Linked DNA regions of Mus musculus: region 1 is linked to region 2. The links are chromatin loops, found by intact Hi-C in ENCODE. Cell type or tissue: heart. All regions are shown on one strand. Region 1 overlaps Xylt1 (xylosyltransferase 1). Region 2 holds the start of Xylt1 (xylosyltransferase 1).

What was found. A loop is a pair of places that touch in the nucleus more often than their neighbours do. Peaks named below come from ENCODE experiments on the same cell type or tissue, not always from the same donor. Only the 100,000 strongest peaks of a DNase experiment are listed, where the experiment ranks them.
Region 1: it touches region 2 in a loop (2.4-fold over the local background); 12 of 42 quality-filtered maps call a loop at or near these places.

The regions. Positions count from the first base shown.
Region 1 is chr7:117,458,168-117,466,167 of GRCm38, forward strand. The region is part of intron 1 of Xylt1 (xylosyltransferase 1); the gene reads left to right. Among named protein-coding and RNA genes, the nearest start is that of Xylt1, 81 kb to the left of the region's middle. In heart, a CTCF peak has its summit at 4,582; a DNase peak (open chromatin) is centred at 4,614; H3K27ac peaks cover 312 bases.
Region 2 is chr7:117,378,889-117,386,888 of GRCm38, forward strand. Xylt1 (xylosyltransferase 1) reads left to right here and starts at 2,091. Exons shown (of 12, transcript NM_175645.3): 1 at 2,091-2,632. The coding sequence starts at 2,291. In heart, a CTCF peak has its summit at 4,823 (motif pointing right); DNase peaks (open chromatin) are centred at 1,303, 2,093 and 4,793; H3K4me3 peaks cover 2,756 bases; H3K27ac peaks cover 2,161 bases; H3K27me3 peaks cover 249 bases.

The sequences.
Region 1 (8,000 bases), 79 kb after region 2:
CGCGCGCACACACACACACACACACACACACTAGCATACCTACATACATGCTTATACATACACACACAAGGTGAGTTTGAGCAAAAGAGCACTCATTGACACCATCAGCTGCGGACAGGAATGAATTCATGTTTGACTCACTATACCTCTCCCATGGCAAGAGGCCAAGATGAGAAAGCATAGCCCTATGTCAGGCACCCTCTTTGTCCTGCTGAACCTCAGTTCTTCATCTGTAGAGTGGGTCACTGGTCTCTGGGCTTCTTGCAGCTCCTGCATGCTCAAACTCATCAAGGAAAGAGCTATTTTCCTCATTTGGAACTCAGCAGGTAGATCCAGAGCTGTATACTGACAATACACCTTCTGAGCTGCATGGACCCAGTGTGAACTGGGATGAGCAAGTGTACACAACTAACAAGCATCGGGTGGCTCAGACAGACAGTATGTCATATGCTTGAGTCTTGGGGACTTCAGGGGGTTTGGATGTCTTTGGGACAGGAAGTTGATGAGACAGTGAACTGAGGTGTCCTGGGTCCATTCTACATAAGACACCGAACAATGGAGCGGAAATGTGTGATGGGTGGCATTGACAGAATGGTATTTTAGATGTTCATATATTTTGTTGGGTCTTGAAAGCTGGGACTCTTGTTCTTTCCCCTTCTCTTTCCTCTCCTCCTCTCTCCACTCCTCTCTTCTCTCCTTCCAGGGATCGAACCCATGGCCCTGAGCATACTGGGCACAAGCTCTTGTTCTGAGCTCCAGCTGCAGCCCAGTCTTCATTTCTCACAGCCCGCAAATGTCCGTGTCATTTTCCCAAGCTGCAAATTGACCTTTATCTAACCTAGATTGATTTTTTTTGTAGTCTTTTCATTTTAGACAGAAGAAAGGTATTTTACCAGACTTTAATATTCTGTCAGATGTCCCTTCTTGATTTTCTCATCGTCCATAACAATATGGAGGACTGAATAATTTGTAAAGCTTGCTGTGTGGGCGCAACCTCTTGGCTTCCGCTCTGTGGAAACTGTGATGATCCCTCTAAATGGAAAATAGAAATTATTGGAAATTTGCCTTAAAATCTCCAGCATGGTGTCTCACTGAGTGGCTGATCAGAGGAGCCTTAGCTCTGACTGTGCAAAAACCTTAGTGAATATTGCCATTGTGTCTGTACATACACGCTCCCCCATCTCTCTCTCTCTCTCTCTCTCTCTCTCTCTCTCTCTCTCTCTCTCTCTCTCTCTCTCTCTCTGCCTCGTCTCTCTGTTTCTCTGTCTCTGTCCCTGTCTCTCTCTCTCTCTCTCTCTCTCTCTCTCTCTGTGTGTGTGTGTTTGTGTGTGTGTGTGTGTGTGTGTGTGTGCATGATTATCCATGAATGCATGCATGTGCAGAAACCAGAGGACACTGCGTGCCCTGTCCCATTGCTATCTACCTTATGCCTCTGAGACAGGATATCTCACTGAATCTGGGCTAAGCTGGTGGCCAGAAAGCCCCAGTGACTTGGAGACAGGTACCTATGGCCAACCTCTGACCTACCCATACTTATGCACCTCCTCACACACATGTGCACACACACGGGTACTTCCACATATCTACATGCCTACCCCATCCTTCTCTACTGGATAGCGATGGCTAACCTGCATGCTTATTTAATGTGGCTGCTCATGAAATAGTCTGACTATTCAAACAGCTTGGTGGTGGTGCTTGCCTGGGGAGATAGAGACACACAGTTTTTTAAGGTCATCATTCTCTAACAGGGTTTGTGGACTATTTACACAGCATTTGCATTGTTTTAGCCATTATGATTGAACAAGAGATTACTTAGCACAAATAGGGGGGAGCTCTCATGTTATACTCAAGTGCTTGTCTATTTGACAGGAGGAGCCCGAGCCTCTGATGATTTGGGATCTGTAGGAGATCTTTCTGGGAGAATCCTTGAGCGTGCTGAGGGAATATTGTCCTAGCCTTAGAACCTACACATTGACTGAGGCTTCTTCTCTCTACTTTTGACATTGTGCCCCCTCACCCTCTCTTTCCAAATAGATTTTATCTTACTCTGTTAAAATGTGTGAGCAGTTTATGCTACCTGCCGAAAGCAGGGTCTTAATTAGCTTTAATTTTTGAAGTCTGCAGCTGTAAACTGTGTTGGAAAGATTGAAAAGATTAGCAAACTAGTAATAAGATAATTGTCCCTGAGAAACGCTGTTAGCATGTAAACACAGTTAGCAGGTGAGATCAGAGCCACTGTACTGTTCCCCCCACCCCCCTTTCGGAATTTAAAGCTGTGTCTGCGTAATTGATTATAAATGCAAAGTGTAGAAGTGAAATATGGAATGCTTTTTCTCTTACTCATCTCCTCCTCTGTTTCTCTTAGAAATCAAAGTTGGCTTGGGGGAACCTGATGCTGGCCACTTTCTACCTTCCTACCTAAATAACCACTGGATACTAGTACCAGGAGTGGGGTGATTCAGAAAAGTTTGAGAAGTGTGATAAAATAGGAGATGTGGAGATCTTCTAGTTTTTAGGATGGAACAGACTGTGAACAAATTCCTGTGTTTTATTTTATTTTATTTCATTTTATTTTTTCATGTGTGATGCTGGATACAAAACCCAAGCATTCATCTGATGTGTTAAGATGTGCTCTCCCACTGAGGCATACCCCTGGCTTTGGGAACATACTTAAGATTTATGGCATCCATATATGAAATATAGTCAATCCAGAACCTAGTTCATTAGCTATGTCATGCATCACGTACACAATAACCTTCCTGCTTTCACAACATAGATATTAGCTGACCAGTTATTCACTGCCATTTCTGCACAAACTTTTCTTTGTGAGGAGAATGTTCCTTACTTTACAGTAAGGGGACCATCCTGCCATACATTCTGGGTTCTAAGCATCTGTCTTCCATCTGCCTTTTGGATTACAAAGTAACATGGCTTGAGAGCCACTACATTCAGAGTCAGTAAACATTCATCCAGGGATTTCTGTGGTCCAGTCCCAAGCTGACTCCCTTAAATATTCAAGTAAAGAGAACAGTCCTCAGCTTTGGGAAAATGGGGCAAGTTGTCTAAACAGTAGCAACAAATCTCATACTATTGCATTTTTGCTTTATTGCATTTTATAGGTGCTATAGATTTTTCACACTGAAGAACTGTGGCAACCTCCCATTAGGCAAGTCCATGGGCACCAATAATCCCGGCGATCATTAGCATTTTTATCAACTGATTCTTTTTGTGTGCCTGCTTTTGGACATAATGCTATTGTACACTTAATGTAGTATCATATGAACATAACTTCTGTATGCATTGAGCATCCAGGAAGTTCATATGGCTGGCTTTTTTGAAATGATCACTTTGTTGGTGCCATTCGGTGCTGAATCTACAGTCTCTGAAGACCAGACATGTGTGGCTCAGGGTGAGAGGGCAACCATGGGCGATGCTCAATCTCTGGCCATATAGACTGCTCATAAGCAAGTATCCCTGGGTATATCACGTGCTATTCTTAGGCTATATCATCCTTGGACATTGTAGGCAAGTTTCCTTTATGCCCAACTCATTTTCCATTGTTCCTAGCTTTTCTCTAAGCTCAGTTTCTCCACAAGGCACGACTTGAGACCCACTAAGCTAGAGATTATGAACCCCAGTTCTCACTTCCACAAACCCCCTATTCATGCCACACAAGAGTATCCTAAGTAAAGAAATTGTGTTGGTATAGGTGCATTGGCAAACAGCTGGGCCCACCCTTCTTCTGAGAGGGGAGGTTGGTGTTCAGTTCAGGAGAGCAAATGCCTTTGGGAGATGCTGGATGCTTGTTACCAGAGCTTCAGTTTTGCATCTTTCCGTGAAAGTTGGCTTTCCATCTCATTCTTTCACTCCTAAAACCTCATACAGGGGGATCAAAGCACCTCTGAATTGAATGAGGCTCTCCAGTCTCAGTTCATTTGTTACTCCGCAAAACCTCTGGTAGCCACAGTCCCAAAGTGCCCTCCCCACAGAGGCTCTGGGACACTAGGGATAATTCCCACTGTGTAGTGAATGCAAACTGAGTCTTTAACTAGGGTCTGTGTCTCCCATTCTTTCGCACCCTCCCCTGCAGATGTCTCAGTGAAGTTCTGGGGAAGGAAGCACTTAGTCCTCTGAATGGAGCCCGCAGAAACACCAAGCACAGCATACATGTGAGCGGGCATCCCCCTCCCACCCAGCATAGAAAGGCACAGAAATAAAGAAGAACATTGTGGGCTTTGGCTCAGCCCAACAGGAATTAGCACAGAAGTTGTACCCTGGGTGTCAATTATCAACTTGCCTGGGGATCTCAGGCTCTTGCTTGACCTTGGCAGGAGGTCTGACAAGTTGGGCTTTCTGGGTGTAGAATTCAACGTTCAGAAACAAAGCCATTGAGATGGAGTTGAGGAGAGTTGCTTATTCACTGGAGAATGGAGTTCATTGTACATTGGGGTGCCCTGTACCCCCTTCCCTTCTCTTCCTCTTGCCTTGTCCTGTCCCTTTCTCCCAGCTGGAGCTTTGTGCGCAGTGAGCAGCACACTGTCTCAGACTGGGCTTTCTTTGGTCTTCCTGCCTCTGGGGGCTGTGCACGTTTTGGGTTCCTTGAGCCAAGTCTGTTGTCGTGGGAGATGAGAGCACTTCCTTCCAGTGAACAGCCCCACAGTCTGCAGGCAGCTGCAGAGGTGGCTGCAGGAAGCCAGCAGGCAGAGAACACCAGGAACTTCTTCCTGTTCTGCCTACTCCTGCCTGCTCCCTCTGCCCTCCTGACCCACATCCCTCTCCTCCCGCCTGACCCCCCTCCCACTCACAGTCCCAATGAGACAAGACCATGAAGCAGGGTAGATGATTCTATTGATAAAGTACTTGTAGCTGAGTTCATATGCCCAGCAGCCTGAAAAAAGCCTGGTGTATATTATATAGGCATCTGTTGTCCAGCACTGAGATGGAGACCGTAGTATCCCTGGAATTTGTTGGGCAACCAGTCTATCCAAATAGGCAAGCTCCAGGTTCAGTGAGAGCGATTGTAGAAGACACTTGATATCAAACTCTGGCCTTCACACATACAAGTACACACACACACACACACACACACACACACACACACACGCCATGAAGCCCAATGTAGAGGCTGATTATTCATCTGTCACCATGCTCAGACTGTTTCTGTCTCGTTAGAACCTGTTTCTCCTGTGAAGTCTACATGGCATGCATATACGTACAGGACATGAAGAAATGTACCCTGGGAATTCATTTCTGAGTCTGGGGCAAGATTGGGGTGTACTGGAGAAGTTGTCCACCAGCAACATGGGAGTTCGTTTTTCATGTGGACGTACGATAAACCATCCTCTGATGGTTGAGGAGTCACAAGTTCAGATGCTTCCTGGACACAGATAGGTGGACGGAACTGGCTTCAGCACAGAGTCCATCTCCAAGAGGCAGAAGCTGTGTGATTCTTACTGTGGCCCTGAGGCCTGGCTGCCTTTGCCACATCTGCTGACATCTCAACAAAAGGCATCCATTAAGATTGGGAGATGTCATCCTATATCGAAATGCCTGCGACTAGTTTTAAAAGGCTTTGCTCATCATATAGGCCAAAGCAGCCAGCACCCAAGTATTCTGGCTCGGTTTCCATTGTTGACTTTTTTTAATGACTATAATGGTAGTAAGGTTAAACCAGCATTTTGGGTTTTAACCAAGTCTCATGCCCATCTGAGCCACATTTCTACCTCTTTAAATTGGGAACAATACCCCAGGATATTTCTAGCGTGGAGCCCAATAAACAAATGATGTCACAAAGAATACTTCCTCATAGTAAAAATATAGAAAGAATTGTTCATGTGTCTAGACTTTAGGGGCATTTTGTTTTCTAAATGTCTGTCTGTCTGTCTTAGAGACAACTATGTAGCCTAGTCTGGCCTCAAACTTGCTATATAGCGAAGGATGACCTGACCTTGTGACCCTCCTGCAAGTGTCTCCCGACTGTTAAGATTGTAGTATGTTCCAGCATGCCCCTGTTTTGTGCAGTGCTAGGGATGCATGCTAAGTGAATGTTCTACCAGGGGAGCCACCTCCCCAGCCCCGGGAGAAACCTTCTGTCTCCCAACTGTTCTGTGAGAGTGGATTGATGATGTAATAAAATGTTGCGTCTACTTCTATTGCTGTCACTTGCTGATTGCGGTTCCTTTCAAGGACCACAGAATGAATGGTAGCTGGGAAGATGTCCACCATAGGGCTGGGGTGGCTTCACTGTAACTGGGGCTAGGATGAGACGGAGCTATATCAAATAAGATGTCCACTAGCACAATACACCAGGTCCTAATTTAGCCTAGCATACAGTAGGTATTGAATTATATCCTCAGCACTGAAAAATAAAGTGACAATTGTCATAAGCAGCAGCAGCAGTACCACCACCATCGTCAGTACCATCGATATCACAAAGAAATGGAAGAGGGTTCAGGAAGACAGGTTGGACCTTTTGCTGAGGTGTGCTGGCCTCTACACAGACTCCAACTGTAGAAAAACCATCTTTCTCCTTGGGCCCACAGAGTACCCATGTATTTTCAGCAGCTCTCCCATACCAGGGAGGAACCTTTGTCCATCCCAGAGCCTGGACAGCCTGGACTTCAAAGCTCTTTCCTTTCCTCCCTGCCCTCAGGATTATTGGGGAGTTTTGGGATTTTCTTGGGTTTTTTTGGTTGTTTTTTCTTTTTCCCTCCAGGGCTTGTGTTGGCATTTCTGTGTGTGGTCTCTTGGAGACATTGCACCCATGAAGCACAGCTGAATCAGTCTTCCAAAGCTGGGATGTGGTGTCTTTGGTACAAAAATATGTTCTGGTAATAGAAGAGCAGAAAAGAAGGGGAATGGGGAGACTGTGAAGGCTGAGAAATTTGTTTTGGCAAAACAGGATGAATCTGGGTCTCCATAACGTCTAGAAACTTGGATTCCAGGCTGAGGTTTTGGCAGCGTTGGAGATCAAACCCAGGGATCACATGCTAGGCAAGCGACCTATGGTTGGCTACATTCCCAGCCATACTGAATTTTGATTCAGACAGGAGGTAGCCCTTAGGAAATGCACGTCTTGCCTGGATCTCACACAGACTCACCAGAAAGCAGGGGGATACATTCAGTCAACCTTACAGAAAAGATAGAATTTATCTGTAATAAGTCTGTTCATTTGCTGTATTGAGATTCTGAAACCAAGTAATTAGTGAGCAATACCTGCATGGTGAGCTGGGGCTGTGGATCACTTAGTGCTTACCTAACATCTGTGAAGCCCTGGATTCAATCTCAAACATTGCACAAACCAGGCATGGTGGCAAATCCCAGTAAATGCCAGCACTTGGAAGATGGAAGCAAGACTACCAAACATTTAAGGTCATCCCTGGCTATGTAACAAGTTTGGAGTCAACCTGGGCTTCATGAAACCCTGTCTCAAAACCCATATTGCACACACACACACACACACACACACACACACACACACAGAGAGAGAGAGAGAGAGAGAGAGAGAGAGAGAGAGAGAGAGATGCGCACACACCCTCATAGGCCCCACCGAGGGATAGAGCTACATACCTAGAGCATCTGTAATTCTCTCTTTTGCTCTTCTTTTGTTCTTAACTTCAGACCTGAGGCTCGCATCCATACTGCCTCCCTGTGCCCAGGAATCGCTGATGAAAGGCGAAGCTGGAGGTGTGGCTTGTGTTTCCACTCCTGGCAGATGTTCTTGCAGGAAGAACTGAAAGGCCACATGTAGAAGTCCAGGAGTGAGCTCTCATCTGGGCTGCACTGGGTAGAGACTGAGGCTGCTACATGGTAGGGCCTCTTTGTGGACTACGTAACTCTTTTGTAAGGTGACAGTACTGCTCCTCAGAGGAAGGCTGATGCTATGACTTCCACTCTGGGCTAAGACTGAGCCCAGACTAGCAAACTGTATTTCAGTCCATTTTCACAGCAAGCATGGGTGGGGGGGATGGGGAGAGAGAGAGAGAGAGAGAGATTTTGCT
Region 2 (8,000 bases):
TCATTTCCTTGATCTGACTTCCTGAGCTTTGTGACTGGTTTAGGGGTAACTTAGGACCTAAAAATTACTCTGTAAGAAAACGCTCTCTGCATCTTCTAAAAGAATCCTGGACTGCAGATGAATAAGTTACAGCTAGTCTAAGTCACAGAATCTAGGACTCTTGTGATGTTCCAGTGTGAACAGACACTGTGGGAGAAAGAGAGGAGAAAGGAAGAGAAAATTCTGTAGTGGTTGTTCTAGGTTGCTGGATCAAGCCATGCCTGGAGTTAGTGCTCTGCAATAACTAGTTCTACAATCCAGTAAGGCTTATTTTTAGATTGTTAAACCAGGTGTTTTATTACACAAACTATAAATATTCCCAACTGATATGCAGATAAGAGGAGACTGGTGAACCAGGGAGCTGCCTCTCCTCTACAGTCTCACTGTTGATGAAGTGGGAATGCCTCTGTCCCTGGCTGCAGAGCTAGAGGGGGCCCTGGAGCAGATTGTAGACTGTCAGGGTAGCAGGTTGGCTGAGGACACAGCTATCCCAGTAGCACTCTCATGAACCCACGGCTCCTTTGCAAATCTCTCTAGGGACGATGGTCATGTTTTCTTCTGAGATTCCATACCTACCTACACCTGACTCTCTGGCCTTCTAGCTGACTGTAGATCAGAGGCACCCTTTGTCACCTTGGGATGCTTGTACCTGATCCCACATCTGGCACACATCAGTGCTCTAATATGCTGGTGCAGTGGATGGAAGGGTCCACTTCTCGCCACTGTTGGCCTTGCTCTCTGATAGATTCTGTACATATCCACTCGCTTCCCTTTACAAACCAGGGTGATGTTTAAAAGGGCAGGAGACAAAAGACCAAGAATTCGCTGTAAGTCCCCAGCTCACTGACATAGGTAGACATCAGTCCCATTCACATGCAGACATTAATAGATGCTATGTATCAAAAGGGGAAGTCTATAAGACTGAGTCAGAGAGAGCTGGATGAAGTTTGAGTTCAGAGAGATTATTCCTTCCAAACTCTCACTGACAGAGCTCAGAACAAGGTCAAGGGGGACAGTCTTGGTGGCTCAAGGTCACCAGTCAGTCCAGGAAAATGCTTCTCCTTATAAAGCAAGGCTGGGCTGACCCAGCTCTGAATCTAGTGCACACAGCAAGTCAGACATCAGGAGGGCGGATGGTAAGAAGGGCGTTAAGGGAGGGAGGCTCTGTGGCTGGGAGGGAGACTTCAGCTTGTGGCCAGGGAGGGTTGGAAAACTTCTTTAGCCACCAAAGCATTCACTTGCCAACTGGATTTGGAGGATGTTGGATTGTGAGTCTTTGGGGACCAGAGAAGTGAGTCAATGAGCCCTGAATCTTTGGTTGGCCCTGGAAGGGGGGGGGGGTGACTCAGAAGTCGCAGTGCTTGTGCTGATTAACCTCGGCGAGTCATTGAGAACCTCCTCCCCATCGTTTCAGTCAGTGATCCAGGAATCCCAGGCTGCACAAGAGCCAGGACCTGTGACACTCCTACGTTTTCTCCCATCTCCACCTGCCAAGGTTTTCTCTCTGTGCAGCCAAAGATGCCGGGACGGAAAACTCCGCGCCTCCTGCAACTCCGCCTCCAGTTTTCTGCCACATGGAACACAGACTCTCAGGACCCTTCTTTCCCTTTTCCTGACCTCTGCAAGCTGAGCTGCCCTGTTGACTCTTCTATCCTCCACTTTCCGTCTCTCTACCCCTTGCACCGGCCTTTTCGCACCCGTACCTTGTTCCCACGCCTGTTCTGGGGGGTGTCTGTCTGCTTCCTTCGCCTCCACCCCCTCCCTCACCTTCTCCTCCCCACGCTGCCCTCGGCTCCTCCTCCAGGCCCCGCCCTCTGCTCAGGGCCCGCGTCCCTAGTGGCCCCTTCCCCAGCCCTGGTACCCCTAACGCCCGCCCTAGAACCCTGGGGGTTGGGTTGGGGACCCTGACCCAGGGAAAAGGGAATCTCGAGGGGCCAGCTCCCTTCCGAGCCGTGTCCCCGCGCGCGCGCGCCGCGCCCCCTCCGCGGCCTCCCCGCGCCCGCCTCCCGCCTTCCCCTCCTCCTGGTGACGTCCGGGTCCCTGCCCGTCTGAAAACTCCGCGCCGCGGCGGTGGAGGAGGCGGCGGCGGCGGCAGAGGAGGAAAGGGAGGAGGAGGTGGTGGAGGAGAGGAGCAGGAGGAGGAGCAGCGGCGAGCCCGGGCGACGTCGGCGGGGCCCGAGCGCGGAGCCCCCGGGATAGAGCGCGCACCGGGGTGTCCCGGCACCCCGCTCGCCCCGGGCCGCCGCGGAAGATGGTGGCGGCGCCGTGCGCCCGGAGGCTGGCGCGGCGCTCGCACTCGGCGCTGCTGGCGGCGCTCATGGTGCTGCTGCTGCAGACGCTGGTGGTGTGGAATTTCAGCAGCCTGGACTCCGGGGCTGGAGAGCAGCGGCGCGCGGGGGCAGCGGCGGGAGCAGCCGAGCAGCAGCAGCCCGCGGCCCCGCGCCGGGAGCGCAGGGACCTGGCTGCCCATCTGCCCGCAGCCCGCGGAGGACCTGGAGGCCGAGCCGGCGGAGGAGGAGCACGGGGAGGCGGCCCCGGAGGAGCCCGCGCACAGCAGCCTGCCAGCCGCGGGGCACTAGCCTCCCGGGCGAGGGTAAGGTGCCCTTTGGGAAGGGGATCTCGAGCCCCGCGGACAGAGAGACAGATGGGCGACCCTACCCATGCCTCACATTGGTCTTGGCCACACAAGTCCCGATATCCGAAGGGACTCTGCGCCCTGGCTGCCTCTGACTGCCCTGGCTGCCCTGGGCAGCTGCAGGGTCGTGCACTGAGCCGCGCTGCTCTGTGCGGAGTCTGAGGACCGCCCCCTTGGGGTCTGGAAAGTGAGCTCCAGAAGAGACTCGCTTTCTAGGGGGTCCTGTTTCCTATCACTCTTTCTGGGCGTCCTACTTGCTCTCTGGGTGGGGGCGTTGATGCCTCACTCTCCACTCGAGTACGTGCATCGGATCGTGACCGGATCCTCAGCCGCTGCTCAAGGGTAGTTCTCCACGCAGCCTCTTTGGTCTGAGCTGTTTGCTGTGGGCTGAGAATGAGTGTGTTAAGTCCTCCACCATGTCCCTGGTGCCCAAATCAACACTGGGTCTTGCAAGCCTGATCTGACTTTGGGTCCTGTTTTCCCCTCTGGGAATCTACTTCTCTCTCCACCTTCCCCAGTCCCCACCTTCCTCAGTCCCTAACCTTGCCATTTCTTGCCCTCCCTGACTTCACCTCCAGGTATTGCCCCTTAGTTCCAGCTGGCTGTCTCTGACTTGACATGGGTGGTCAGTTGCACTTACTGTCTGTCTGTCTGGCCACGCTATCACCACACCTCCCAGTGTGCTTTGCTCTTCTTGGATGTGAATAGTCAGGTCTCTGAAACTGTCTTCCAGTTCTATTAGTACCATCTGGTTGGCTAGGTGGGGCACCGGCTTGTCTTCCTCTTCTATCCCCAACTTCTTTGGGGTATCTGTTTCACCTTTCTCTGAGCTAGGAGGGCAGGAGATCTGAGTCCGTAACTACTGTACAGGGTCTCTGCTCTGCGTAGGAATGAGTGTCTGTCTGTCTTTGGGCTGGTGTGATATGCCATGTGATTCTCTGTCCATCATCCCAGTTCCCTGCAGAGAACTGCCCAGCATCTGAAGGACGGTAGCTACCGGGGGAGTGTTTCTAGGATCTGTAGGAAGGGAACAGTCCTTGTTATTGCTTGTCACTCCGGCAGCCCTTGCTGAAGACTGCCTAGACACAGCTACACAGCTGTGTCAGAAGTGCTTTCTGATGTGCTTAAGTTCTTCAGGATTGTTTTGACCCTTGTTGCCCGAGCACAGCTCTTTATGTCTGTGAGCTAAAGCAGTCTCAGGACTTGATCTGACAGAGCATTTGGCTGCTCTGTAGCTACCAAGGAGAAGTCTTACCCTCACCTGTAGTGATGCTTGTGCATGAGAACCTGAGCATTCTCAATGTCCCCAAGTCCAAGGGGACCCAGGCACTCACTGCCTTTGAACTCCTGGAGTTGATCATGTGTTCCAACTGGAAAAACAAAAAACAAAAAACAAAAACAAAAACAAAAACAAAAACGCTATTACATGTTCTTCCTAAAATTGGAGACCTACTGGGAGGTGGGAGGGACTAGGCGCACTTAGTGCTGGCCCAGTGTGGAAACAGGCAGGGTGGGGAGGGGACCATGGGAGGGACTCACTGTACCTTTTGCAAAGGGGATTCAGGAGGTACTTTCAGGGTACATAGACCACCTGTTGAGATCAGTGAGAGAATTATAAAGAAAAAAGCAGTTGGTTTCTTTCTTTCCCCACCGATGGTCTGAGCAGTGATGCACAACCCCTCCATGTGTGTTCACCTAGGAGTAATCTCTCATGTCCTAGCCCAGTCACATCAGGTTTGGAATCGGAAGGGCGGGGGTGGGGTGCCACTTCCCCTTTAAACCATGTTTTTAGATCCCCAGTCCTAGCAGCGGAGCTTGTCTGCAATTTTGCTTTTATCTGTGGGTTTAGGTGTATCCTCCCGACAGTGTCCTCCAATGTCTCCATTTTTTTTAGCTTCCAATGTATATGTATATGAATACATTTTGTGCTTTTTTTTTTCTTTCACTTTCCCATTCCTGGTAGCTCTCAACTGTCCGGTCCTGCTGGTCCTGGACTTTTTGTCATATGCACGGCACTCTCCTCTCTTCCTCCTGTCTCACATCCTGCCCCAGGAGCTGCAGTGTGCACAGGATGGCTAGAGCTAGGGGTCTGTTTGTCCTCCTCAAGGTGTGCCCACCCCAAGCCCTGCCCTTTCATGGAGCTCAAGGAGACCAGAAGGGGGCAGGCTGTTCCCAAAGTCCATCAGAGCTGGAGCTTGGGATACAGGCTGAGAGAGCCACAGACTGCTAACAACTTGCCATTCATTTTTGGACCCTGCCTGGGCTGACTGTATGCATGATGCTGCAAAGGGATTCAGGGTGGCATTCAGAACTAACACACTCTCTCTCTTTCTCTCTCTCTCTCTCTCACACACACACACAAACACACACACACACACACACACACACACATTCCCTGATATTTTTCCAGATGGCTTCTGCAAATACTGTGGAATTGTATGCTAGGACAGTGATGTTCGTTTCTGTGCTGTGCTTTGTGGCAGGCTGGAGTAGAGTTGGGTGAACAGTCATGGCTTCAGTGGGTGCGTGGCAATGGGTGTCAAGCAGCTGTTACGGCTAGAGTGTTTCCAAATCCAGACCTATCTGCTTCTCCTGGCTGCTTTCCCCTCTCCCAACTTCTGAACTGCGAGCCTTTTATTTTTGGAGAGCAGTGTCTAGGTACAGAAATTGTACCTGTGGCCGGGCAGTGGAGACACATAAGAGATCATGTTGATATGCAAGCAGGATCAGAGGGTGTGTGCAGGGATAGTGGTGAAATGGGCATCTCTGTAAAGGTTTGCTAGTGCCCCCTTTCCCTCTCAGCATCTCTGAGCATTTAAGTATTAGCTTGATGCAGATTACAGCAGAGTTCTGTAGTGGGGCATTTTCTCTGGGCCTCAGTAAGAAATGAACTTTACTGTGGTCTCGGAATATAAAACGGGAGAGCACTGAGCCATAGATGAAGGGGAGTAGTGGGGAGTGAGGGGCCTGTCAGAAAGACTAGCCAGCAGAAGTGCCTTTTTAGACTCGGGAAGAAATGAAAGCTGTAGGTGTCACACCTGTATCTTTGTTTCTCTTGCTAACGTCCCCATAGTCCCAGCGTCACTCAAGGTACTTAGTAAGTTTCCTTTAAGAAATCTAATGTTTTAATGTCCTTGCCTACTGTACGCGTACAGTAGAATGCCGTTTTTGTATGATCTGACCCCTTTGAAATGCTGATTTTTTTTTTCAGCAGAGATCCCTCATTCTTCACATTACTCAGATAACTCCGGACTCTTTCAGACATTAACAGTGACTTTGGAAGAGGGTTCCAGTGGCGTTGGAGGCAAAGCTTTTCTTTCAATCCAAATGTTTGCAGAGAGAACAGAGAGCGTTTGACGGCTGATTTGTTTCCTCCACACTTCCAGTGAATTATTTTGTCTGATCGAAGCAGACAAAAAAAAAAGCAGGCTTTGTATATAGAAGTGTGTATCTTTGAGCAATATTTATCTCACTGCAGATATGTCATCGTCTGCTTTACCACACACTGGGAATGCTAAATAAAATAGATAAGTAGCAGCCACTTAATTTAATAATAAGATAATAAATACAGGCTGGATATCCATTATCTGAAATACTTTGAAGGAGTGTTTCAAAATTTGGATTGTGAAAGATACTTTGGAATATTAGCATGTAAATAAAAAGATAGGGCGGGACCCAAGATTAAACCACACAAAATAATTAACCAAAATTATTGTTTTCTTTCTTTCTTTCTCACTCTCCTTTCTCTCACTCTTATTTCTTTCTTTTGCTCCTCCTGTTTCTCCTCCTCCTGGTCCTTCTTTTTCTTGTCTTGATGACTTGTCTAGCTCAGACTAATGTAAAAATCATGACCCTCCTGCGATTACAACTATGTGCAACCACACCTGGCTTGATCAATCTTATATACATGGCCTAAATGTAATTTTGTACTGATTTGTGCCTGCATTTTAACTGTGACCTGTCATGTGAAGCAGGTTTAGAATTTTCCACTTGTCGTGCTATGGCCGTGCTTGGGAAATTTGTGTTTCAGAGCACTTAAGAAGTAGGACATTTCACAGGTATATATGCATGTATGTAGTCACTTTCCTATTCTCTCAAGGCTATCAATTCACTAAAGAAAGTACTTTAAAAGGTTGGGTGGCAAAATGCTTGCTAATCTTTAAACAGGAGGCCATCTGAGGCTTAAAATTAATATTTTCTGGGAATTGTTTAACTTTGATCCATGTTCTTAACAGAAAAAAAAATAATGATTTGAGTTAGCACAGAAAGTTGATGTTAGTGTGTGTGTGTGTGAGTGTGTGTGTGTGTGACTTAGAATGCAAACTATTCTTTAGCCTACCTCTATAATAAGATTCTACCTGACTACTCTGAACTGCAGGCAATGAGAGGGGCTATAAATCTATGTGAAGAGAGTCTAGGATGCCCCTCCCCAATATAACTGTGCAGGGTGGGGTTTCTCCAGCCTATCCATTCTTCTTTACAATCTCTCTTCCCATTTTATTCTCCCCCTGACCCTGCCTCTGTGTGTGTGTGTTCATGTGAATGTAGGCATGTGGATGTGTGCATCTGGATATATGTATACATATGTGTGCATGTGTAGAGGCCAAAGATCAATGTTGGGAAGCCTCCTCTATCGCTGTCAAGCTTAAATTTTGAAACAGGGAGGCTCAGTGAGCCTGAAGCTCACTGATTCCAGCAGGCTGGCTCACCGATGGGCTCTAGGATCTGTCTATTCCCACCTCCTCAGTGCTGGGATTATAGATGTGTTCCACCGTCCCTGGCTTTTCACTGGGCTGCTAGAGATCCAGCTCAGGTCCTCTTGTTTGTACTGTAAGCACTTTACAACCCGAATAATCCTCCAGCCTCACATCTCTTCCTTCTTTTTTGTCCTTTTCAAGATGCATGAGTATTGTGTCTGCACAACAGAAGAGGATATCAGACCACATGAATCTATAGTTAGAGTGGATTTTGAACTGCCACGTGGGTGCTGGGAATTGAACTTAGTCCTTCAGGGAGAGCTGCCAGTGTGTTTAACTGCTGAGCCATCTCTCCAGCCCATCTCTTCATTTCTAATGATCGTCTACCAAAACAAAGGGCAAAGACTTTGGGGAAAGTGAAATGATTACATAACCAATACCACCTGTGACAAAAAATGATTTAAAGAGACAGAAGAGACGTGAGGTCTCTCACTGTACCTGAAGCTCATTGACCCACCAGGCTGGCACACTAGTGAGCTCCAAAACTCTGTCTCTCACCTCCTCCTCAGTGCTGGGATTACAGATGTGTCCCACCATGCCTGGATATGTGATAGACCCAACACAAATGT